Regions from separate parts of the Mus musculus genome. Here region 1 is linked to region 2. Evidence: chromatin contacts called from ENCODE Hi-C data. All regions are on one chromosome and are shown on one strand. Each heading gives the region's core, a stretch centred on a gene start or an enhancer-like site at or near the end of the contact. The rest is flanking DNA. Distances are from core to core; before and after follow the strand shown. Region 1 overlaps Bnip3l (BCL2/adenovirus E1B interacting protein 3-like). Region 2 overlaps Nr1d2 (nuclear receptor subfamily 1, group D, member 2).

The links. Hi-C counts contacts between places; a loop is a spot of excess contacts on that map.
Region 1: a loop to region 2 is called in a map of regulatory T cell, with 48 times the contacts of the local background. The contact joins two enhancer-like sites. A Hi-C loop is called at or near these places in 2 of 37 maps with a recorded cell type or tissue (T-helper 1 cell and regulatory T cell).

The regions. Positions count from the first base shown.
Region 1 is chr14:66,988,494-66,992,593 of GRCm38, reverse strand. It overlaps Bnip3l (BCL2/adenovirus E1B interacting protein 3-like), which reads left to right. Exons shown (of 6, transcript NM_009761.3): 4 at 3,085-3,188; 5 at 3,310-3,459. Among named protein-coding and RNA genes, the nearest start is that of Bnip3l, 18 kb to the left of the region's middle. Within about 2 kb of position 1,829, at least 1 of the 3 ENCODE cell types and tissues checked has a DNase peak (open chromatin) inside an H3K27ac peak, as active enhancers do.
Region 2 is chr14:18,214,207-18,218,281 of GRCm38, reverse strand. It overlaps Nr1d2 (nuclear receptor subfamily 1, group D, member 2), which reads left to right. Exons shown (of 8, transcript NM_011584.4): 4 at 1,488-1,632; 5 at 2,789-3,408. Among named protein-coding and RNA genes, the nearest start is that of Nr1d2, 23 kb to the left of the region's middle. Within about 2 kb of position 1,612, at least 1 of the 3 ENCODE cell types and tissues checked has a DNase peak (open chromatin) inside an H3K27ac peak, as active enhancers do.

The sequences.
Region 1 (4,100 bases), core at 580-3,079, about 49 Mb before region 2:
AGAAAGTTAAGAACAGTTGACTGAGGCTGTCTCTTCTTTATGTGCACCTGAGAGGAATAGGTTTGTCCAGAGAAAGAAGTGAGGAAAAATACCAGGTACTTACCAGTCTTACTGGGTGCTGAGTTATGTAAACAAAACAAACTCAAAAACTTCACACTTTAACAGTGTGGTGTTTTTAGTCCAGTTAAGGGAAATGGGGAGAGAGACACTTTGTCCTCATGGTTATCACTTAAGATGACAATGCAAGTCAGTGTTGGAGTCAGGACTGAAAGCAAATCCAAGCCCATGATCTATCTATCTAGTCCTTCCACTGAACTAACCTCTGAAGGGAGTTAGTCCCAGGAGAGCTTGCTGGGCACACAGAGAAACTTGACAGGACCGCAGAGCCGTGGGGTGGGGATTCCTAAGCTGGCACAGAGCGTTGTTCTTACTGATAGGACGATGGTACTCATGAGGCCCCATTGTGTAGCAAGAAACATTTACACTCTCATGCCGACACTGTTGTTGTTGAGAATGGGTCCAGTGCAGAACTGAGATCTTTGGAAGTAGCTTCTTTCTTATCTTGTGAGACTCTGGTTTATTTGTATGTGGATACAGGCGTGCAGCTTACTATCCCGGTTTAGAGACTTTGAAAGGAAGATTAACTGAGTGTAAGATAAGGACTGTGAGGTGGTGAAGACAGTTGACTGGAAGCATGTGTCCAGGGAAGAGCAAAGCATGAGTCCTGTGTGGTTAGATGAGGGGCCCTTTTGTCATATTCTTTAGTCACAGGAAGATGGCTTAAAATCTCAAAATGAACCAAGCATAGTGTTAAGGTTTATTGCAGTTTCTGGACTCAGGAGGCTGAGAATCATGAGATCTATAGGGCAGCCTAGGCTCTAAAGAATGTTTGAGGCTGTCTCACCATCCCCTCTCCAAAACTCTGGGATTGACAAATTTCAGACAATAAAAGAATGTAGAATCATGTTAATATTAGAGTTTAAGGTTAGAAATGTGTTTGTAGACTAAAATAACTATATGACTCCAATGGTAACTTTGCTTTATTCCCGTGGAGGAAATCTCATCGTATTCGAAAATTCAGAGCACAAATCTCTCTGTTTGTACTCTGAAAAGAATAAAATATTAACTGGTTAAAAAATACCTAAGCTAAACCAGAAAGCAGGCATTCTGGGAGGCCAAAGGAGGAACTAAGAACAAACTACCATCTGGCTAGAGTGCAGTTACTGAGGCAAAACTCTTGCCTAACATGTGGGAGGCCATGGGTTTAAGTCTCCAGCATTGCTGAAACCAAACCAAAAGAACAGGGAACCAGCAAGACAGCCTGAGTTCCACCCCACATTGAAGCCCCAGCACCCACATGGTGGAAGGAGTAAGTCAGCTTTTACCTGTTGACCTGTGGCTTCTACATGTCATAAATAAACAAACAAAAAATGAAAACAAAAGAATCTCCTATAGGGGCTGGTGAGGTGGCTCAGCGGTTAAGAACACTGGCTGCTCTTCCAGAGGTCTTGAGTTCAATTCCCAGAAACTACATGGTGGCTCACAACCATCCGTAATGAGATCCAATGCCCTCTTCTGGTGTGACTGAAGACAGTGACAGTGTACTCACATAAAATAAATAAATCTTAAAAAAAAAAAAAAAGAAGAACCTATAGTAGTCTGAAAACTCACAAATGTTGTGCACACATGCTGCTCAGTGCTTGCAGCATGACTGCTGATTGGCTTCTGCCTGAGGATGATCTCAGGGTTGCTCCACAGAGCCAGCTCATGATTCTGAGTAAGCTCAGTGCCTGCTGGGAAAAGCTCTGTCTTAAATGCTGCATTGTGTTAGTTGGTGGAATTTGCCAACTTCAGCAGAACTAGATAAGGACCGTGCTGACAAAGGGACGCAAACATCCCCTGAGCTTTTGGCTTGGATTTGGTAGTAAAGGGGTGATGTGTAGAGCCAGGCTCACACTCCCAGACAGCTGAGTCCCGAGGAACTGGGGCTATGGGGAAAGCGTCCTGTGAAGAGGCCAGGTGGCTTCAGCTGTCAGTCAGAATCAGAGTTTTGGGGCTCTGGTTTGGAGTCACAGCCTCACATTCCTTTGAAACTAAATAAATACAACTAATGTGTCATTTTTAGGAATTTTTCATCTCTCCCTTTCTGTTAAAAGAGTTTTCCAGACATGATAGCCCAAGTCTATTATCCCAGCAGTTGAGATCAAAGGCCAGCCTGGCCCCATATTGAATTCCAGGTCAGCCTAGGCTACAGAATGAGGTACTGTCTCAGAGAAACAAAAACAAGAAAAGGCATGTGGAAATGTAATGGTTTTTTGTTTGTTTATTTGTTTGTTTGTTTTTTTCTGGCCTGAAAGCTTAGGTTATCATTAGCAATAAAAAGAATATTTTTCATTTATTGCAATAGATGTTAACTTCTGGCTCACTTCAAAATAGCTTATTCCAGAAAAACTTGACTAATATGTTTTCAAAATCTTGAGAAATATTCATCTTTAAAAAAAAATCTTTCAGAGAGTAAGAAACCTGGGCCTTTGGAGCAATTTGCCTGGGTTAGAAAACAGTAGTCTTCCCCTTTAGTTACGAGGCCCTCAGCAAGGCACACACGCCCTGTCCTCATTTGTAGAGTGGAATGCAGCAGTTTCTGTTTGGAATTGACCATGGTAAAGTTTAATGAGTGACATTGGCTTTAGTAGATGCTGGTCTCAGGTGGTTGGCAGCCTCATGATTTACCACATCCCTTTGCTAACTTCCTCACAGATTTAATTTGTTCCCATCTCCTTTTTGGTATGTTTATTTTAAATGCAGTTGGGAATATGTACAGCATAGGAAGTTTAATGTTGAGAAGGACACAGTGAAACACTACGTGTGCATCCTCGGGTTCAACAGCACCAAGGCCACAGCATTGCCACCCCTGCAGAGGACTTTTCCAGGGTTACAGTCTACTTCAGTTTTAGAAAACAGCTTGTTTCCTCCATTAAAATCACCAATACACAACTTTGTATTTAGTTTGTTTTTTTATTAAAAAGAATTGTTCTTTTCTGTGTTTCTTTTGTTCCTTTCTTCTCACTGTTTAATTCTTTTTAGTCAGAAGAAGAAGTTGTAGAAGGAGAAAAGGAAGTTGAGGCTTTGAAGAAAAGTGCAGACTGGGTATCAGACTGGTCCAGTAGACCCGAAAACATCCCACCCAAGTAAGTTACTGCATGTGTCTGGGCGGGCGGTGTGATTTCTGTGCTCATGTGGAGGGGCTTGCTCAGGCCCGGCATCTGCAGCACTTGTGGTCTGATTCCAGCCTCTGAACTTCTTCCCCAGAGAGTTCCATTTCAGACACCCTAAACGTGCTGCGTCTCTAAGCATGAGGAAGAGTGGAGCCATGAAGAAAGGGGGCATTTTCTCTGCAGAGTTCCTAAAAGTTTTCATCCCATCTCTCTTCCTTTCTCATGTGCTGGCCTTGGGGCTCGGGTAAGTACCCTGATAGAGTCATCATGTGACTTAATGGGACTTAATGGGACTAGGCAACAAGGCAGTCAAAAGAAAGGAGCCATCATTATTTATCTTTTATGAGTTATTTAAAATTTGGCTAATTGTGAGTAATGTATAAATTATTAAATATAAATGTAGGAGTAAATGAAAAATGCTACCCTCCCTCCCCCAGATGGTAAAACACCATTGTGGAGCATGATTCTGGAATACACTGGTAGGCTGCTATGGGTACCGTCTTTGTCTTTTAAACTTTGTGGCATTTATTCAAAAGTCAGCCAGTATTTCCCTTAATTCATTAACTTGTGGCATGTCTTTTCAATTAATAGCTTCCCCCCCCCCCCGATTTTAATATTTTAAGAAAACATACTTCTGAAATATTTTAGTTTATAAACATTAGCTTAATTAATATTAGTTTCAAGTCCTACCTACTATGCTCTGAGCATGCCCAGTGAGTCTTTTTCTGTGTCTGATGCATGGAAAGTGGATCATTGCTGATCTTGCTATGAGTGGCTCAGCATAGCAGAGGGAAGTGCCTGCTCTGGAGCATGGGCAGGTGTGCATCTTCCACTGTCTCTCCTGTAGAGGATCTGTTCCTCCAGACAGGGCCAGTATTCACAGAC
Region 2 (4,075 bases), core at 363-2,862:
GCCCATGGAGTCTAGAAGAGGGCGTCAGATCTACTACAGCAAGAGCTACAAATGGTTGTAAGCTGCCATGTGGGTGCTGGAGAGCAGCTGGTGCTTTCAACCACTGAGCCATCTCTCATCACTATATTGATAAATACAAATAATTGATCAATATCTTGGTAGTATTTGTTTGAGACAGGGTCTTCTGAAGTAGCCCAGGCTGGCTTAGACTCAAAATCTGCCTTAGCTTTCCAAGTTACTGTGATTACTTGGAAATCAAGTAATGTAAACCATGCTAAATGCATACTTTTGGGGTAGTGCTGTGCTGGGAATGAGACCCAAGGTCTAACAAGTTTAGGCAAATACTTTACCTTGATCCACCTCATAGATTCTAGTACCCTCTTTTTACTTGTTTTGTTTTGTTTTGCTTGTTTGTTTATTTTTTAGTCCGGGTTTCTTTGGGTGGTGCTGGCTATCCTGGAACTCGCTCTATAGCCCAGGCTGGCAGAACTCACAGAGATCCACCTACCTCTGCCTCCAGAGTGCTGGGATTCAAGGCATATGCCACCACCACCAAGTCCTCAGTACCTTCTTAAAAAATGCATTTTTCTTAGCTCTTGCATAATTTAAAACAAGTATATAGTATCATAACAGTAAAATGCAAAAGTGTTATATCTGGTCAATATTTAATAAGATGTATCGTGTAGTCAGTTATAATATTAAGGGGATATGCAGTTTGAAGTGAATTTTTAGTTGTTTTTCTTGAGTTTTGTGTTTTTTCCTAGGAAAATTGAGCTTGGGGTAGATGAAGATCTGGCATAGAGCATATGCTAATGATTTATGTAGTCAAGATAGTTGTTTATATTCATCAGTCTGGGAACCCTCTTTTCCTGGATGTGGGCATGTGTTATAACATGTGCTGCTTACATGTGGCCAGGGATGTCTGGCATGTGTGTCTAGATTTAGTTGGTGACAACAGAGAATGTTCCAGAAATGACCGAGCTCAGCTATTGTAACATAAGGTTCTAGTGATAGAATCCAGCTATCAAACTGTCAGCTTTTATGTCTCAAAAGTTTTGAAAGCTGCATATAGTGGCACAGCACTTGGGAGGTAGGGGTATGAGGATCAGTAGTTCAAGGCTACCCTGGGCTAATTGAGATCCATCCACCCCACCTCACCCCCCCCCCCCAAAAAAAAAAAAAACAGAAAACAAGTTTTGAAACTTGCTTTCAAGATTGAACTTGTAGCTGCTGCTGAGGTATAGCACAGGAATGCCTATAAAAAAGGTACTTTGGGCCAGCACAAGGAATCTTCCACAGGAAGAGAAATTTTGTTTGTTAAGTGTTGTATCTACTGATAGATACCAGTAAGGAGCCAGTTAACTTTTTTGTCAAGAATTTCTTTCTTTGACATAGGTCTAGCTCCACATATACTAGCTTGATATGGGAATAGTTCTTGTGAGGATTTCACGTTTTTACATGGATAGATAAATCTTCCTTTACTTTAGGGTTTCTTTCGGAGGAGCATTCAGCAAAACATCCAGTATAAGAAGTGCCTGAAGAATGAGAACTGTTCCATCATGAGGATGAACAGGAACCGGTGCCAGCAGTGCCGCTTTAAGAAGTGTCTGTCTGTGGGGATGTCACGAGATGGTACGTGCCCAGTGCAGAGTGTTGACAGAGTGTGAGCTTGCTCATTGAGCTGTCAGCACTTACCAGGGCCTCTTTGGTTGGTATGTACAGATTCAGAAAGCACGTTGCAACCTCCTGTGGGTTTAAACTCACTATGGTGGAATGAGTACTATTATCTCAGAGGCAGCTATTTGCATGGTTGCCTTTTATGTAGCTTCATGTAAATTGACTCAGATTTTTCCTAAATGATTTTTTTTTTGTTTTCAGGACAGGGTTTCTCTGTGTAGCCCTGTCTGTACTGCAACTAACTTTGTAGACTAGGCTGGCCCCCAACTTGGAGATCCACCTGCCTCTGCCTACTGGGATTAAAAGGTGTATGCCACCATTCACACAACTTTTCTTAAGAGATTTTAAGTTTTCTTTTTCTGGGGATGAAGGGCAGGATTTATTTGACATAGAAAGATGGCTCATTGATTAAAAGCACACACTGCTCTTACAGAGAATTCAGATTCAGTTCCTAGTATTTACAAAGTGACTCACAAATGCCTGTAACTCCATACTAGGGGACCCTGATGCATTCTTCTCCATCTGTGCATCTGTGGCACAATATGTGATGTGAGATATATCTATATCTATATCTATATCTATATCTATATCTATATCTATATCTATACACACACACACACTTGCAGGCAAAACATTGATACACATAAAATAATATACATATATTTATTATGTACTATATTATCATCACCTTGGGTCAGGCTTTCTTAGCTGTCTTAGTCTTTTTAAAAAAATTTTTTTGAGGTAGGGTCTCACTGTGTAGTCCTGGTTGGCTTGGAGCTCACAGAGATTGTCCAGAGTGCTGTGTGGTTGCCCGGCTTTAGTAAGGGGCTGGTATGCTTTATATTGCGGTTCTTATATTTTTATGTTTCTTAGATTTTTGCTTAGGAAAAAACTCAACGTCTTTTTCTTACCCTTGTTTTGGAAAGTTTTCTCTTCTTTCTCATTTCCTTTACTGAATCAGTACCCAAGTTTAGAAAAACTTAAGCTGAGACATGTAGATATTCTTGACTTGTATGACAAGAGCCAAGGGTTTCAGAGCTAGTTTTGTGTCATTGTTTTATGTAAGCAGAGCTTATTAGAATATAGACGCTAACTTGCTTTCTCTTCATAGCTGTTCGATTTGGCCGAATTCCTAAGCGTGAAAAACAGAGAATGCTAATTGAAATGCAAAGTGCAATGAAGACCATGATGAACACCCAGTTCAGTGGCCACCTGCAGAATGACACCTTAGCAGAACAGCATGATCAGTCAGCACTACCAGCTCAGGAACAGCTGCGGCCCAAGTCCCAGCTGGAGCAAGAAAACATCAAAAACACTCCTTCTGATTTTGCAAAGGAGGAAGTGATTGGTATGGTGACCAGAGCCCACAAGGATACCTTTCTGTATAATCAGGAACATCGAGAAAACTCATCTGAGAGCATGCCACCTCAGAGAGGAGAACGGATTCCCAGGAACATGGAGCAATATAATTTAAATCAAGACCATCGTGGCAGTGGGATTCACAACCACTTCCCCTGTAGTGAGAGGCAGCAACATCTCAGTGGACAGTACAAAGGGAGGAACATAATGCATTACCCAAACGGCCATGCCGTTTGTATTGCAAATGGACACTGTATGAACTTCTCCAGTGCTTATACTCAAAGAGTCTGTGATAGAATTCCAGTAGGTGGATGTTCTCAGACTGAGAACAGAAATAGTTACCTGTGCAACACTGGAGGGAGGATGCATCTGGTACAGTGAAATCGATTCTTTGCTCGCCTTGTATCAAGGAAAGCTTGGAAGGTTTTCTTTTGGGGGGCATGTTGAGTTGGGAGGTGGGTGAGAAAGCCCAAGAGATTTCTAGAAGCCTCTTTGTGTAGTATTTTAGTGAAATGTTAATAAGCAGTGCATAAGGATTAACTTAATTTTACATAACAGTAGGTATGAGCTTGTGCTTTAATTGCTACTGTGGGGTTAGGATTTGTATAAAATATGATTGGTACAGAATTGATCCTATAATTCCTAGAAATATCTTTGGAAATTTAGGTGTTCCGATCAGTTAGTAGTTCATTAACATTGGAATCTTTTGCAAAAGAGTTGATCTTTTAGCTTCTTTGATTTCTTCGGAGAGAGATTTTGTTGCTTTTGTGGGGATGGTCTTGGGATGTTGCTTTGAGCTCCTGGGTTCAAGCAATCTTGTGGATCATTGGGACTTCAGGGTGCATCACTGCCAAACAGAGGTTGGTTTTTTGTTTTTGTTTTTGTTTTTGTTTTTGGGATTTTGAGACAGAGTTTCTCCGTACAGCCCTGACTGTCCTGGAACTCATTTTTTAGACAAGGCTGGCCTCGAACTCAGAAATCTGTCTGCCTCTTCCTCCCGAGTGCTGGGATTAAAGGTGTGCACCACCACGCCTGGCTC